Linked DNA regions of Mus musculus: region 2 is linked to region 1. The links are chromatin loops, found by intact Hi-C in ENCODE. Cell type or tissue: heart. All regions are shown on one strand.

Region 1 (8,000 bases):
TGGAGAGAACACGATTTCCTACTTCCACCATCTGCCACACCACCTCTCCTTTATCCCACAGAACATTTCCCCTACAGTGGAACTCCAGGAACCCTGGTGTCAGTGAGAAGGGTAAAGTCCACGGACATTAAGGCAGAGAAATGAGGGGCAGCTTGTCAGGTGAGATGTGTGTCAAAAGTAGTGTCTGAGTCCACCTACAGTGTGACTAAGTGACTTAAGTCAGTTCCCACTCAAGTCTCTCTAGTAAGGATCCATGGGTTCATATATACTGTACTCCTATCCTGTGTGGGGCCCTAGTCTAGAGTCTCGAGACATACCAACAAACCCCTCTGGTCTCACAAAGGGGTCATAAAAGATGTAGAAAAAAAGGGAGAAGCTGGGACTCAGTGTGTCCATACGACAGGAGGGAACCCAATGCTTTTGGGCAGGAAGAGTGGGGAGAAGGAGGTGTGTAGGAGATGAGGCTCAGAGATGCCTGAGCTTTTTCTCAGGGGCTTAAGGAGCAGGGTGAGACAGAGGACACATGCCTGCAGACAGACAGACAGATAGACAGACAGACTAAACAATTGTAGTGAGTGGGCATGATAAGGGACATAAGGGAGGTTCTCACACTATTCCAGACCAGCCACAGTGATGGAGCCTGGACCAGACTGGAACAACAAGGAGTCAAACTCCAATGAGGAAACAGAATTCAGAAGGATGGCGTGTGCATGGGCAGATATGGATGTGGGAGAAGAAAAGTTCCCAGGTAACGAAATGATAATAAAAAGAAATTTAAGCCTGAGAACCCAGAAGAGTGATATCAGAACAATTTATTCACAATAGCCAAGATGGCCAGGGCTGGGAAGGGAGACCCAGGATTTCAGTGTGCAGAAGTCCAACTGAGTTACTTATCATACACCTAGTGGAGATGACCAACAGGCTCTGAGTTCTAGGGGCAGGTCTGTCACAGGTAGACATAGTGGGATGTGATGTAAGTCATGGACAGGGAGAAGTAGGACCCAGGAAGGAGACTGCAGTGAAAGGAAAGCACAGCAGTGCACAGGGGACAGCCTGGCTTGCTCCTGTCTGCCACCCTGGCAGGGAAAGCTCCCGATTCCAAGATGGGCTTTGCTCTCTTGATGGACATGCTAAGGGACTGGGGTCACAATAAGAGAAAACACAGAGCCAGGGAAGTCAGCAGAGGTGATGATGTGTGCAAAGCCCAGAGACAACAACAAGAAGCCCTCAGGGTCGGTTGCATCCCAGTGGCTGAGCTGTGGGGGTCTGAGAGCTATAGGTGAAGCCAGCACTAGAACTGTTCCTCTGGGCTGAGCTTAACTTCCTGGTTGTGGACCCAATCATGGACTTGGCTGGCACCCTCTGGCTGCCCGAGAGCCTTCTCTCTCCCTGAAGGTAATGTGCCCCATCCCAGGCACCAAAGCCCACGATGCCTGGAGATTTGCCATACCTGAGGATAGTGCAAAGACAGAGCACCCCTTTAGTCAAAATGCTAACTAGTGGATGGGCACAGAAAGAAAGAACGTTTTCAATAGCGCCTGATGATACAAATCACTCCCAGCCGGCTGCTGGTACTAGCTGCTATTTTCTCTCTAGATTTTAATTAAATATCTGTCACTCACACATTCATGCCTGCTGCTCCCTCACAGCCATGCAGGAGTCCAGTTAGATGGAGGCTGGGAAGGAGCCCTGGACAGGGAGCCAGAGCCTCAGCCTCCATTCCTGACTAAGCCACTAAATGGAGATGTCTCCTTGGCCAAGTCTCTCCCCTTCTCATGCCTCAGTTTCCCCACCTGTAGAGTTGGACCCAAAAGTTAATCCCCCCAGTTCTTCCAACTCAGGGGGCTTCTTGCAGCATCTTTTGACACTCTGACATCTGATCCCAAGTCTTTCTCCCCTGCCATTCCCTCCACTCCCCCTGGAGCAGCGCTCCTGACCATATGTCGCAAGAACAATTATCTTCCAATTTCACCTTGCAATGCATCTTAATTTAACATCCATTCCTCAGTGCCCGCTGGAAAGTCCAAGCCAAGCCTTCTGGCTTCTAATTAGGCTGCTGTTAAAGCTTGTCCAGTGACCCACAACAGGGCACTTCCCAGGAAGACAGTGGGAGACAGAGTGCGGGGAGGCCTAGGGTCTGGTACCAGCCCTTCTCATACAGCTGTGTGTATACATCCTACATCCCTCTGCCTCTGGAAGCCACGTCTTCCTTCTGGGGAAGGAAAGAACTACCCACCTTTTCATGGCACTATTGTGAGTTCGAGGAAATCAACAGACACAAAACACCTGACAAAGTCAAGAGGCAAACATCCCCTATGCACCAAGATGGGCCTGGATTTAAAAACAAAATGGCTTTCAAACTGGATTTCGATCCTGTCTTGGCCCCTGAACAGATCAGAGTAGCTCAATTTCCCATCGTCAGGTTGTTGTTGATGATGTTAACTAGACTGACAGAAAGAATACACGGTAGTGGTAACTAATCCATTATAAGTTCCCGGGAAATATGAGTTAGTGTTCAGTGGTCGCTTGGACTGTGTTCTGCTTACTTTATTGTTGGTTAGTAGAGACAAGTCTGAGACAGATCTTGATTTGTCCGATAGATAAACTGAGGGACAGCAGTTAAGAAACCTGCTCAAGGTCACATAAGCATATGGTGGCTCTGAGATCCAACCCCAGGGAGTCCTGGAGCCATGAGATCTGGAGGCAGGGAGTGTGACATCCACCGGTCACCATGGAAGGCTATCATATTGAAAAGGGAATCATGTCTACAGACACAAATTACAAGGCAGCTAGATCTAAAAGTGCCCACTGCAAAGGCTTCCTGGGGTCAAATCTACATCTAAATTTGTTCTGTTTCCCTCCACCCTCCAGACTCTTAGGAAAGGAGGGCCTGCTCCAGCTTCATACAGGAAAATATGGGGAAGCTGGACTGGCTCTCTCCATTGTTACCAAGCTGTTTTGTTAGGAGAGTAGGGAAAGCCAGCCTATCTCTGTCCAGACTACAACCTTCCCCAGAGAGCAGTGGGTAGCCAGCCCCTGGGAACCCTGTTCCAGTCCTCTCCACTCCTATGCGGTGACTCTCCTCCTTATGCCCCTCAATTCTGTGACCCACGTTAATTACCCTCAGCAACACCAATGCCTGGACACAGGGAGGTGGCTGCCCCACTCCTCAGTCTGTTGTAAGACCAGCCCAATGTCTCCAGCCGCACCTTGCTCCCAAGACAATGACTTTTCAGTAAAACACTCTTAAAAAGAAAAAAAAGCCTCAACTCCTCCTGCCCCTCACACACACCACCACTACTGCCACCGCCACCACCGAGGCCACCACCACCACCACCAACAGCAGCAGTAACAGCAGCAGGATATGGTTCCAAGACAGCCAAAATGGTGGCTTCCTGTTTCTTTGGGGATGTGTGTTGGGAAGTGTGGCATTGAACAGGGTCCTTGGTGAGGAAGGAGTTCCTCTTCTGCTCAGCGATAGCAGTAAAAGAAAACAGGGTGCAACCGCGTGGAGCAGATAGGTCTCAGGATTACTACCTAGCACGCGCTCATCTTTGAGAACTTTCCTGTGTACAGCAGCTGGGAATCCAGATTCCAGGCACCGCCCATCTGACTGAGGCTCACTTTCTCAATCTGCTAAATGGCACTCCTCGGCAGAGATCGCTAAATTTCTTTGAGAACACTTTTGTGTTTCCCGGAATCACTGACCTGGTGAAGTCTGATTCACAGACTGAGACCCGAGGGGGAAGGGGGTAAGAGGGACGCTGACGCTCCTGGGAGTGACGGGGCCTCGGACCGGTAGTGGAGCCCGGGCTGAGGGTTTTAAGAGGGGTGCATCTAGAGGAACAGCCCAAGCTTCCTAACTCAACCAAGGTGTTTGATGGCAGAGTGGGGTGTGTCGAGCCCTGGAGTGCCAGAACAGACTGGCGTCGGCGCCCGGGAACCAAATGCAGCCACCAAAGGGTGAAGGAGGACCTGCTGGGACCCAAAGGACAGAAGGGGAAGGATTGGGTGTTGGAGGGCACGATTTGGAAGGCAGGGTGTCCTGGTTTCTGAGGGGACCCTTCCTCGGGGGACAACGGCGAGGTGCGTGGGACAGAACACCCGAACTCTGGGCTACTAGAGAGGGGAACCCGGGTCCCGCAAGCTCCACTCGCAGAGCCTGCCGCCGGAGCGCGGAAGGTGGCGCGGGCTCCTACCTGCTCTGTGCATCTTCCACCGCGGAGCCCGAGGCTGGTCGCTGCGTGCTGTGCGGGTCGGTCAGTCGGAGTCCCACTGCCGCCCAGTCCACCGCGCCCGCGCCCGCCCCGGCCCGGCCCGCCCCGGGCGCAGCACTCCGCGGCAAGGCGAGGGGCGCTGGGCGCGGGGCTCGGGTTGGGCGGGGCGTCCGCTCAAGCTCGGGGCTCCAGGCTCCGGCCGCGCCTCCGCCCCCTCCTATGTTTCCTCCCGCTCCCGAGAGGAAGGCTTTTTTTTTTTTCTTTTTTTTTTTTTTCTGTGCTGTCAGAGACCGAGGGTCCCGGCGTCCCCACGCACACTTAAAGGGGCCAGGGCTATGATCAAGGAGACCAAAGGAGCTGTACAAGGCTTAGGGACAGAGGCCATCCATCCCTTTATTTTCAGATTTGGATGTTCATTCAGTCTGGGCTAGGCGACCACGGAGCGTGATAGCTACAAGTTCTCTTCCTCATGGAGAGCTCAAATGAAGAGGTCGTTAGGGACAGAAGGCGAATTAAACCAACAAACACCATGGAGAAGCACCCTGGCTGTGAAGAAGACCAGTTGGGGCTCTCCATAGCCAGAACCCATGGGGAGTGTGTGAAATGCGCATTTCCGGGCCCTCATCAGACTCAGAATCAGAGCAACTGCCAGGACTTTCTGAGGAAACCCAAGTCAGAAGCCGGGAGCTTCAGAGTATGTCTGTGTAGTCATCCATCACCTCTTGGAGATGGCTGGAAAGGGCTATCTCGTTTCTGGGGGTGGGGGTGGGGGTGGGGGGCTTGATTCACATTGTATCCAGATAGTGAGACCCAGTATCTCCTCCGTACTGCCTGTTAATGACCATATAGATGCCTTTGCCCTCAGGGAGTCCTGTCTGACATACACAGTCCTACAGCTTGGGTCTGGAGCTCAGAGGAGGTCCCCAGTGAGAGGGGTCAACCAAACAAGAAGTGAAGGAGATAACTTGGGGGGACTTGAGGCATGTAAAGGCATGACATGTCCTTGAGCGGTCTATGTTTCCCTCTACTGTACAATTAAGAACTGAATTTGAATTTTTCAAATGACCTTTTCATCCCAGAGTCACCACACCAGACACTGAAACCTCCAGCCCTTTGTGGAAAAATACTTTTGACTCTGGAATAGAAAATTTATGGCTGGGGTCAGCGAGATGGCTCAGTGAGTAAAGAGCTTGCCACGTAAACCTGGACATCAGAGTTCAATCCCTGGACCTCACATAGGTGGAAGGAGAGAGAGCAGATTCCAATGGTTGTCTCTGGTCTCCACAAGTGCACCATGGCTTTGGGTGCCTTTCCCCAACTCATGCTAACATTAAATAGATGATTAATTAAAAGAGAAAAAGAAAAAGAAAAAAAGAAAATCTGACTGAGTACATTACTGGTTATTGGTAGATTCAATCGATCTGTGCATGGTGGTTAGCTCAGGATGGAGGTGATGCTGGTGGAAATGGAGGTGACAGAGATGACATTAGAAGTGAATGAGGACATTGGCGGTGAAACAGAAGGAGAGAGAGTGGTAGTGCCCCAGGTAGAGAAGGAGTGGTCATGCAAGTCATGGTGTCCTCAGTGTAGGTGGTGGAATAGGTGACGCAGAGGTGGTGAGCAGGTAAGAGGGGAAGGAGTTGGTGGTGATAGAGGTGGAGATGGAGCAGGTGATAACGGGGGTAGAAGTGGCAGAGTTGAGGCAGGAAGACGGTCAAGGTGATGGAAAGAGTGGTGATGATGGAGATGATGGTACACGGGATAGAGATGGCTGTGTTTTTCCAGGTGGTGATGGTGGAGATGGCATATGGGATAGAGGTGGTTGTGTTTTTCCAGGTGCTGATGGGGATATTTGGCAGTGACACAATAGTAGGGAATGACATGTGGTGGGCAGGGGCAGAGGATGCGGAAGTGGTTAAAGTGATAGAGATGGCGGAGGTGACAGAAAAGGTGGATGGTAGAGTCAGTCAGGGTGATGGGGGTAGGAGGAGTATATGTGATAGAACTGATAAATTTGCTCGGGTTGACGGCGACAGTATGGGTGACTGGGCTGATGGAGCCGGTGTAGGGATGGAGGCGTGAAGGTGCTGTGCACGGTGGAAATGGAGTTTGGCAGCGTGGGGATGATGGAGTCAGCTGAGTGGTGGTAGAGGTGGTGGCGAGGATGAGGGGATCTATGTTTTAAGGTGTGTGAAACGGAGTGAACTGGTAAATCCATTGATGTAAAAAAAAAAAAAAGAGCTTGTCTTTTAGAATAAGCAGTAAAATCCTAAGAACATGGCCTCAGCGGGATCAGGAGGGAGGCTCTGGTTCAGTGGCCGCTACTGTTGATTTTGCTCTGGGGTTTGTGGGGAGGGGTTCAGGGTGGTGGCAGGAAAATCCCGGAATGCTTTGCTAAGCTCTGCCAACCCAACACTGTTGGATGTGGGATTTGTGAGCACAGCCCCAAGGCCAGTTGGGAAACCTCACAGCATTCAACCAGTTCACCTGCAGGCAGAGGGGTGGTGGGTGCGGAGTGACAGGCTGTGAGGGAAAGACTTGAACCCCTTTGTTTTCGAACTCCTTTGTTTTTCCTTTCCAGAGAAGATGGATCCCAAAGCTTTTGTTTGCAGTGGCTTTGCAACCATCCTGCCCAGGGTGATGACATGTGGTTACCATTTGAGCCTTGAGGAATGCATTCTTCCCATTACAAGGATGGGGACCATTACAAGGATGGTCAACTTCGACCCGAAATGTATGTTTGGTTTCTTTTTGTTTTTTAATTTTAATTTTAACTTTTTAATTATTTGGTTGTTTTTATTGTTTCCTGAGACAGGCTTTCTCTTTTCTGGGACTCGCTCTGTAGAGCAAGCTGATCTCAAACTCAGAGAGCAGAGTCACCTACTGTGGGGGATGGGGTTCTATGTTCTTATTATGTGCTGTGTCAGAGAGCATCTGCTGCCTCAGTTACCCTGGAGCTGTGGTGGGCATGGGATGCCTGTGGCCTGCCTCAACAATCAGAGCCTTATAGAAGGCCTGCCTCTATAAAGCTCTGCCTCCCAAGTGCTGGGATTAAAGGTATGGGCCAATATACCCGGCTTCTAGTCAGTCTTAAATCCTATCCATCTACTTGGCTCTCTAGTTGCCAAGAGTCTGTCCCCACTTCCCTAGAGGAGCTTGGCAGCAGCGACACCTTGAAGACAGCTGCCCACAGAGGCAGGGTGCTCAGTCTCCAGCAGACCTCTTCCTGCTCCCTCTTTCTGTTCCTCTTTCCTTCTCCCTCGCTCTTCCTTTCTGTACCTTCTAGTGACAAAGCATCCCAGCTGTGCAGGAATGTCATATAGAAGGGGTCCCAAAGGAGCCCTCTCTATGGCTCTGAAACATCTGAGAAACAGTCAGGTAGGTATAAGGTCTGAGCTGAAAGAACTGGGTGCAGAAGTAACTGGGGTGGATGCCCAGGGTATCCTTTGGGTGAGGCCATGGCGGTGGTAACCCATGCTCAACCCGCTACATCCTGCATCCTTCTCATGGCTACAGAAAGGGCTAGCTGTAGCTCTCCTCACTGTGCATGTGAGGAAACTGGACACAGAGAGGCCAGGCTGCACCCAGGATGCAAAGCAGCGTTGGAGCTGGATCTCAGTAAGTGTAGCTCCCAGGCTTGTGCCTACCACTTGCCTTCTGCCTCCTCCATTCAAGTCACCCTGGCAGATCAGAGCCAGCATCCTAAGCCCTCCTTCTCACCCTCCTGGCCTTCTATAAGCATATCTGATTGGCTGCCCAGCCAGGCCTTGAGGCAGGCCACAG
Region 2 (8,000 bases), 56 kb before region 1:
GACAGAAGAGAGTACCCAGCCTGTGTGAAGCTGCCAGGCAGGAGCAGGCAAGGGAGCAGAATTCAGGGCTCCATTCTTCCCTGCCTTGCTGAGCCACCTTTTAGGAGTGAAGCGGGAAGGTCTGGGATACTTAAGTTTTGGGAGCTTTTAGGTTTAATAACACACAGAACTGGAATCCCAAACAGCGTCCATGCTAAATCAGAAGACTGTTCTGTTCTCCACTCAGAGACGGGACGTCTTCCTGCTCACATGGGGATAGCACAGCAGTGTGGAGTTTAACTGGCTCACCCAGGGACCTGGCTTGGTGCAGGACACTGGGAAATGGTGCTTTGCTCTGCAGACTGGATCATACACGAGAAGAGTGGCGTACGTGTTAGGAAAGCCCATTTCTACCTTGGCTCCATCACTATGTGACCTGGGCCTAGTCACGTTCTTGTCCTCTGAGCTTATACATCACTACCTGCTAAATGTTTAAAGTGGCCGCAGATGGCTCTGACATTGCATGAGATGAAGCCAGGGAATCAAGGACCAAGGCAGAACTGCGGTGGGGCTGTGACTCCTCACACATTTGGGAGAGCTGTCACAAGGCCTAAAACACCCCATTCTGTCATCTTTGCTGCATGCAGCCTTCCCTGGGACCCAGCCTGAACCGAAGCCATCTCCCCACGGAAACCTGCTCAAATGCTCCATATTCATGGTGTCCCCCCTGCACCCTCAATGATTTCTTCTTGCTTTTGTCTCTGGAGAGCTCCTAGAGAGGAGACCAGGGTGACTGAGAAGACCCCTTGGTTCCCTGAACAACTGGCATTGTGCAGGCACATCACGATCCACATAAGGACCCAAAGATAAGGCACATGCATGGAGTTTGGGCACAGTGGTGGAATGCTTACTCACCTGGCATGCTGTGAGTCATAGGTTCCATCCCCACCACCACAGAAACAAACACACAAACTGCCCTCGACACCCCCATCTATCCTCAAACGTCCTCCCAGAGCCTTCTGCCAGAGCTCCCACCCCACCCAGGCAGGGAGGCATCCTGCCCAGTACATCCATCAACCGGCCAGGCTTCCCTGAAAAGCCTGGCCCAGAGCCTGAGCCACTAAGCCTATAAATGTAGTCACCCCTGTCTGCTCCCTGATTTCTGCCTCTCAGAGTCCAGCCCTGTAAAGGGACAATTCATTAGAGACAATCAAAATGATGAACTCACCAGGCTTAAGTGCTGCAACATCTGCACATATCTGTGGAAGGAAAGAGGCATGGGTCTGCATTAACTGCATCCTGGCCAAGCTAGGAGGGGCAGGGCTTAGTGTATAAGCCATGGGCAGCTGCTGGGGCACTCACGCTTTCTCTGAAGACAGCAGCTCCTGAGCGATGACAAGGGCTCTAGACTGTCCTTCACCCTGTGGGGGAAAACACAGTGATGAGCAGGGTTGGTAGCTGAGAAGACAACCCTGAAAGTGACCTTGCTATCAGAGGTGGGTCTGAGTGTTTGTCACAACCAGAGTGACCACCAGCAAATGACTCATTGATCCTTAGTTTCCTCATCTATGCACGTGGCCATGAAAAGTATCTACCCAGAAGGCTGCAGAACAAATGCCCTGCATGGTGTTTGACTCAGTGCTCAGGAAATGCCCCTGTGAGGGTGGCACGAATTTGGCTCTAGCATCCTGTCCCACCAGTCCTGATCACCTGTTGTCTCTGTACGAGGGCATCCTCTTAAGTGTCTTTCTGGAAGCAAACCTTAATTTCCCCCGTGCAGACAGAGCAACCTAAACATGCCCTTAGAGCTTAAACCTTGTGTGCTTCTAACCCCATTGGGCCCCTGTTGAGTCACTATTTGAGAAACCAGAGGGCTGCCTACAGCAGGCACAGTGTACCGTCAGCGCACAGCTCTAGAATTAAGCTACTTCCTGTCTCTGACTCTCCATCACTGAACAAGACATTCATTTTCTTTGGGCATGAATTTCTTCTCTGTAAAATGTGCGCAGCAATGCAAGGATCTGACCCATGCACACTGTGGAGAATCAACAAGCCTGCGTGCTTTCGACTGAAATAGAGTGAGATCCAACAATCCTTCACGTTTGTCCTTCTGATGATGACCTCCTGACTCGGGATCTCAGCACACACTCTTCCCTCTTTCTCGCAATGCCTTTCCCCACATCTTCTCATCCCACTCTCTGACTCTTTCAGGACCCTGTTCAGTGGTCACACACTCAAGTAGCCTCTATGAGCATCTGTAGTGCTCACTTTTCTCACTGCTGTCACTAAACACCTGACAGAAGGGACTTAAGAAGGGTTTATTTTGGCGCCCAGTTCAGGGAATCAGTCCATCATGGCGAGGGAGACGTGGCAGCTGGTCACACTGTATCCATGGTCAAGAAACAGAGAGAGGTGAGTGCTGGAGGTCAGCTCACTTTCTCCTTCTTATTCCATCCCAAAATGTCAGACATGTAGCTAGGGTGACCTACCCTACTCAACTTCCCAACTCGGCCCAACCTAGAAACTCCCTCAGAGCCATGCTCAGAAGTTTGTTTCTAGGAGATTCTAGATCCTGTCAAGTCTTCAGTATTAATCACCACAGCTCTAACCTAGAGAACGACAGAAGTCATTTTCTGCTCTTGGGTTACAACATTGGTTTCTGCCAAAGGTGCTTTCCTATGCGTCTTAGGAAAATCAACAGCAGGCATGGCTCCTGTTTGCAGGATGACAGCACACCCCAATCCCCAGAGATACCTAAAATATCTCCAGACACTGCCAGGCAGACGTCCCATGCTGATAAAAGCAGATAATCCATGCAGTGTCTGGCATGGATTAGGTGCCAAATAAACACAGCCTTTCCCCAGCTGCCGGTTCCTAATGACTTCCTGGAAGTTTAAATCCCTGTGGCCGTCACACCAGGGCAGAAGCCGGCCTAGCTCTGTCTTCCTTCTGTAGCACACTGCAGTCTCCAGCTGGAGTGTGAAGACAGAAGACTCTTAGTACAGAGACACTAGGGGAAGCCTCTGGCCCTTGCTGGCCTCTTCCCTCCCAAGGGAACCAAACCAAACTCACATCCCATCTATGTCTGCAGGAGCAGTGTTGGGCTCTCACGGCAGAGGCTTTAACAGAATCCAGCAGGTGGGAAACCCTTACAAGGGAAGATGCATCTGCCCAGGGCAGGCCTTGGCAGACTAGGGGATACATGGCAAAGCATCCACAGACAGTGGTAGGCAGGAGACCTAAAGCTGTCTGTCCCCTTATAAAATGAGAACAGGAGCCAAACTGATCTCAGTCTCTTGTCAGGCCAATAACTCAACTCTTAGTTGAGAGCCTCTGCTCAGGTGGTAGAAGATCTGGGTTCAATTCTTGGGCCCTGCCTCTTCCAGTCCTTGTGCCTGTGCTCCTCTCTGAGCCCCAATTGTCAACAGGAAACAATAACATCTACTGAATGGCACAACAGCTCCCAGGTAGGGGTACCCAGGAACTGCTAAGCATAGCTCTGACCTATGTATACTTGCTATTTCCCTGAATCTAGCTACTTCAATTTTCTCTTTTTGCATAGCCAAGATTCCACTCTAGGTCCAGCTCCCATGTCCAAGCACCAACAAAGAGACAGCATGGCAAAGCACACACCCTCCCCTGACACCCCGGCTGGGTCTAATAAGCCCACTTCAAGTCCAGGATACTGTTAAGCCAGATGTGGTGGCAAGTACTACTCTAGTCCTAGATGGAGGAAGAGGATCACTTGAGCCCAGGAGTTTAGGGCCAGCCTGGGAAACAGAGAGAGCCCATCTCCAAACAAACCTGAACACACACACACACACACACACACACACACACACACACACACACACACACACACAGAGCTTTTGATGCTCCGATAAGCCCATTGTAAAGTCAAAATATCCCAGGTCAGCCCATTGCACTGCGCTCAGTGAACTGCACATGCCTATTCTCTTCTAGGTGGCAAGTGTTCCTGCGTGGCACCTAGCTGGGTCAAGCACTCCAGGACTGGCCAGGCTGGCCCCTTAAACTCAGCTCCTTCTCCTCTCTGATCCTCAGGACAGCCACCACAGAGCTGTGAAGAGGCTAGTGCCTGATTCTTCCCCAAGGCTGTAGGCAGCACTGTGAATGTGTGACCGCTTGGTCACATGCCTTGATGGTCTCACCTGGACAACAGGGTGTGCACCCCACACTGCAGGGCCGTGGTGATGGATGGGAGAGGTTGCTCTCTTCCCAGACTTTTGAAATTGTCGTCATCACCATTGTTAGGATTTCAGAGGGTCGGGGACAGGTTTCTGGAAGGTCCCTGGCATGGGCAGCTCTGCACGTCCCTGCTGTCAGACGGGCAGACCCAGGGTGGGACACGCAGGCCACTGAGCTTCAGGGTGATGATGGATGTGTCTTCACTAGGGAGGCCTGCCAGGCTTGGTGCCCCGGGTTCTCCTCCAAAGCTGCTGCTGGGTGGGGCCCAACTGGGCCATTTAACAGATGTTTACTTAACCAGGAAGTGAACTTGCAGGCTGAAGGCAGTGTCCAGGGACATGCTTCTGGGAACAGGGCTCCTCCCAGGAGCATGGGGTTGGGGCACAAGGGCCTGCACACGCTATTGCCGAGACCCAGGTTGTGAGCGTTGACAGCTGCCTGACCCTCACCAGGGCTGTCCCCAGGGTTAGCCAGTCCTGTCCCTCCTCAGCTCTCCCCAGACAAATCAGTTGGTTTTAAGCTCAGCTACTCAGGGCCAGTCCTTCCTCAAGGGAATCTCATTAAACAGCAGGCCCAAGGGAGAGTCCAGGGCGCTGTCTCTGTCTCCATGCCTTAGTTTCCCCAGATGGCAGAGCAGGGAGCTCTAAGAGTCCTGGGTGGGGCTCCTCCTTTTCTTAAGTATCCGTGGGGGTCTGGAAGCTTCCCTGAAGCTGGTTGGAACTATCCTGGCAATGAGTAAGAACAGAGGGGACCAGGAGGGCGTACTCATCTTTCCCTCAGTCAGACCCAACTGGCACTTAAACATGTAAATCCAGCCACGCTTCTCTCCCCTTGACTCACAGAACATAGTAGCCTTTTATGCTAGTACGTAGTGAACTTTGCTTTTTTTTTTTTTTTTTTTTTTTTCCGAGACAAGGTTTTTCTGTGTAGCCCTGGCTGTCCTGGAACTCACTCTGTAGACCAGGCTGGCCTCAAACTCAGAAATCCACCTGCCTTTGCCTCCCAAGTGCTGGGATTAAAGGTGTGCACCACCACAAAACTTTGCTATTTTTAAGTGGATTACAAGATGGATTCTTTTTTTTTTTGAAACATGGTTTGATGTACTTGAGGGTGGCATTAAATCTCCCTGCCTCCACCTCCCCAGGGCTAGGACCACAGGTGTGTGTGCCACCACAACTGGCTTATATGCTACCCTTAGGGCCTCAAGCATGCTAGGAAAATGCTCTACCAACTGGACCCCAGCACTAGCCCATGGAAGTGCTCTCTGTGTAAACAAGAATGAGAAAAGGCTTGTTACAACAAGACTCTTTGGGACCCTTTGTTATTAAGAGGGCGGTGCTATGACAGAGGCTGCCCCACAGGAATGGCATAAGACACAAATGGACATGTCCTAGAGAGCACAATTTTGAATGGCAAGCCTGATTGGCACTGTGTTGTGACACAGGAGGTAAGACAGCCTCAGCTGGGACTGTCCCTTAGGATGGTCTGTCCAAAAACAATACAAGCTTCCCCTCAATATCCAATCCCAAGGGCCCCAAGATGCTGACTTTAAGACCCAGCAAAGAGGTCACCTGCCCTGAATTTCCTCACAACAACTTGTTCTGGTACATGGCTGCCCACATACCAGATTGTCATAAGCCAATCACAGAGCAGGAAGGGCACGTGTCTAGATACTTTACAAGTCTTCAGCGAGTGGAGGGTCTGTCATGGGGCTGCGGAAAGGTTCTGAGGTCATGTCTGCCAGGCAGCCAGATGGTTCCAGGGGTCTCTGTCCCCAAGTTCTCTCTCCCCCCCCCCGCCCCCCGAGATGCAGATCCAGCAGCAAAGCCTTCCATAGTACTAGAAAAGTCAGAGACATACTAGGAAAATGGCTTGCTGATCATCCCCACTGTCACATGGAGAAGAGGAATTCCCAAATGCATGCAGGACAATGGAAGAGAAGAGCCAGCAAAAACTCATGGCTTCCTGCGATCAGTGGAAGGGGAGGAAGCTGCCTGAAAACTCTGGGAGGGCTCTGGGTCTGGCTGTAGTATGTGATGGACCTGTAGTGACAGAGTGGCATCTTGGAACTCCCTGCCCAAGGTGACATCTCTTTACTGCTGATGTTACTTCTAATCTGCTGTAGGCCCTGAAGTGAGCCCAGGTAGCTTTCAGTTCCTTCTTGGGAGACACAGGGCAGGGCTTTGGTGTCCCTGACACCTACATTCACCAAGCAGCTGCCTACCTCTCCTTTACTCAGCTGCTGGGAAACCACCTTCTACCCATCGTGTCCACAGTTAGACAAGATGCAGTGTGTAAGTGAAACCCTGCAGAATCGCCACTGTGTCCGACTCCTTCACTTAGCAAAATGTCCTCTGATGCTATTCACTCCTAGAAATGGCAGGATCTCCTTCTTAAGGGCTGAATACGATTCCTCTGTTAAATTTGTGTCTCTCTCTCTCTCTGTGCCCGCACATGTCAGGGAACAACTTGTGGATGAAAATTTTCTCTTTCCATCATGTGGATCAAACTCAGGCCGTCAGAGTTGGTAGCAAGTGCCCTTACCTGGTGAGTTCTATTGTCTCCATATTCCATTGTGTGTTCTGTCTCTGTCTCTGTCTCTGTCTCTGTCTCTGTCTCTGTCTCTGTCTGTCTGTCTGTCTGTCTGTCTGTCTGTCTGTCTCTCTGTGTGTGTGTGTGTGTGTGTGTGTGTGTGTGTGTGTGTGTATCTCCTGTGTTTTCTGTACCCATCCACCACAGACAGACACTAAGAGGGCAGGCCTCCCATTAAATGTTCTTAGCATGATTATAAAACTAGAGCGTCTAAATGCCCCTTCCAGCGTGCTACCTTCTGGGATCCTAGGGCAGTGGCTATAACTAACTTGCAAGCTTCCATGCTAGCAGCAGGAGGAGCCATCTCACAGCTGTCTTGTCCCTGCATCTCACTTTGGTTCTAGAAGGTTCATCATAACTTCAAAAGCTAATAGGTGTCTGCATGACATTCTCCTGTTGGCTCCTGCCTCCTGTAGATGATCCTTCACCTTCTCATGCATGCTGGCTAGTTCTTGTGTCAGCTTGACACAAGCTAGAGTCAAATAGAGAGAGGGAACTTCAATTGGAAAAAAAACCTCCACCAGTAGGCAAGCCTGTGCATTTTCTTAAATCAATGTATAAGAGCTCAACCCTCTGTGGGTGGTACCACCCCAGTGCTGGTGGTCCTGGGTTGGGTAAGAAAGCAAGCTGAGCAAGCTATAGGGAGCAAGCTAGTAAGCAGCACCCCTCCATGGCCTCTGTATTAGCTCCTACCTCCAAGCTCCTGCCTTGGGTTCCTGCCCTGACTTCCCTGGACGATGGACTGTAAGCTGTAAGCTGAAATAAACTCTTTGCCCCCCAAGTTGCTTTTGGTCAGTGTTTTTTTCCCACAGCAATAGAAACCTTAACTTCATGTAACCATGACCAATTCTCTTACGAGGACAGCTCCCCCACCCCCACCTCTGCTCCTATACCACCTGCATACCCCAACCCAAGCCTCAAATACCTCTCTAGATATGCATGGCTCACACACAGCACCAAGGCTGTCCGGCCTCACAGACAGCCATTGTTGGACTGGAAGACACATCACACAGACAAGTTGGTAAGATGGGCATGCCAAGCTAGGAACTCCTGAGGTTGGGAACCACATTAGCATCTTCATTGGCATCTCACAGAGCTGAGGGTGCTGCTGAGGCTGACCTTCAGAGACATCATGCCAGGCATCATGGCATTGTGCCATCTGACTGGGGCCTGGGGTGGGGTCTGGGATGCTGATTGTCTAACAGGCATTGAGGAGCTGTGGT

The links. Peaks named below come from ENCODE experiments on the same cell type or tissue, not always from the same donor. Only the 100,000 strongest peaks of a DNase experiment are listed, where the experiment ranks them.
Region 2: it touches region 1 in a loop (6-fold over the local background); 3 of 42 quality-filtered maps call a loop at or near these places.

The regions. Positions count from the first base shown.
Region 1 is chr6:91,975,242-91,983,241 of GRCm38, reverse strand. It overlaps Fgd5 (FYVE, RhoGEF and PH domain containing 5), which reads right to left and starts at 4,277. Exons shown (of 21, transcript NM_172731.3): 1 at 4,200-4,277. The coding sequence starts at 4,212. In heart, no CTCF peak of the experiment used is centred here; DNase peaks (open chromatin) are centred at 3,461, 3,801, 4,241, 4,821 and 1 weaker place; H3K4me3 peaks cover 2,795 bases; H3K27ac peaks cover 1,836 bases; H3K27me3 peaks cover 4,756 bases.
Region 2 is chr6:92,031,425-92,039,424 of GRCm38, reverse strand. Fgd5 (FYVE, RhoGEF and PH domain containing 5) reads right to left here. Exons shown (of 21, transcript NM_172731.3): 4 at 1,342-1,400; 5 at 1,208-1,238. Among named protein-coding and RNA genes, the nearest start is that of Fgd5, 56 kb to the right of the region's middle. In heart, a CTCF peak has its summit at 7,082; DNase peaks (open chromatin) are centred at 1,073, 2,844 and 4,474; H3K27ac peaks cover 575 bases.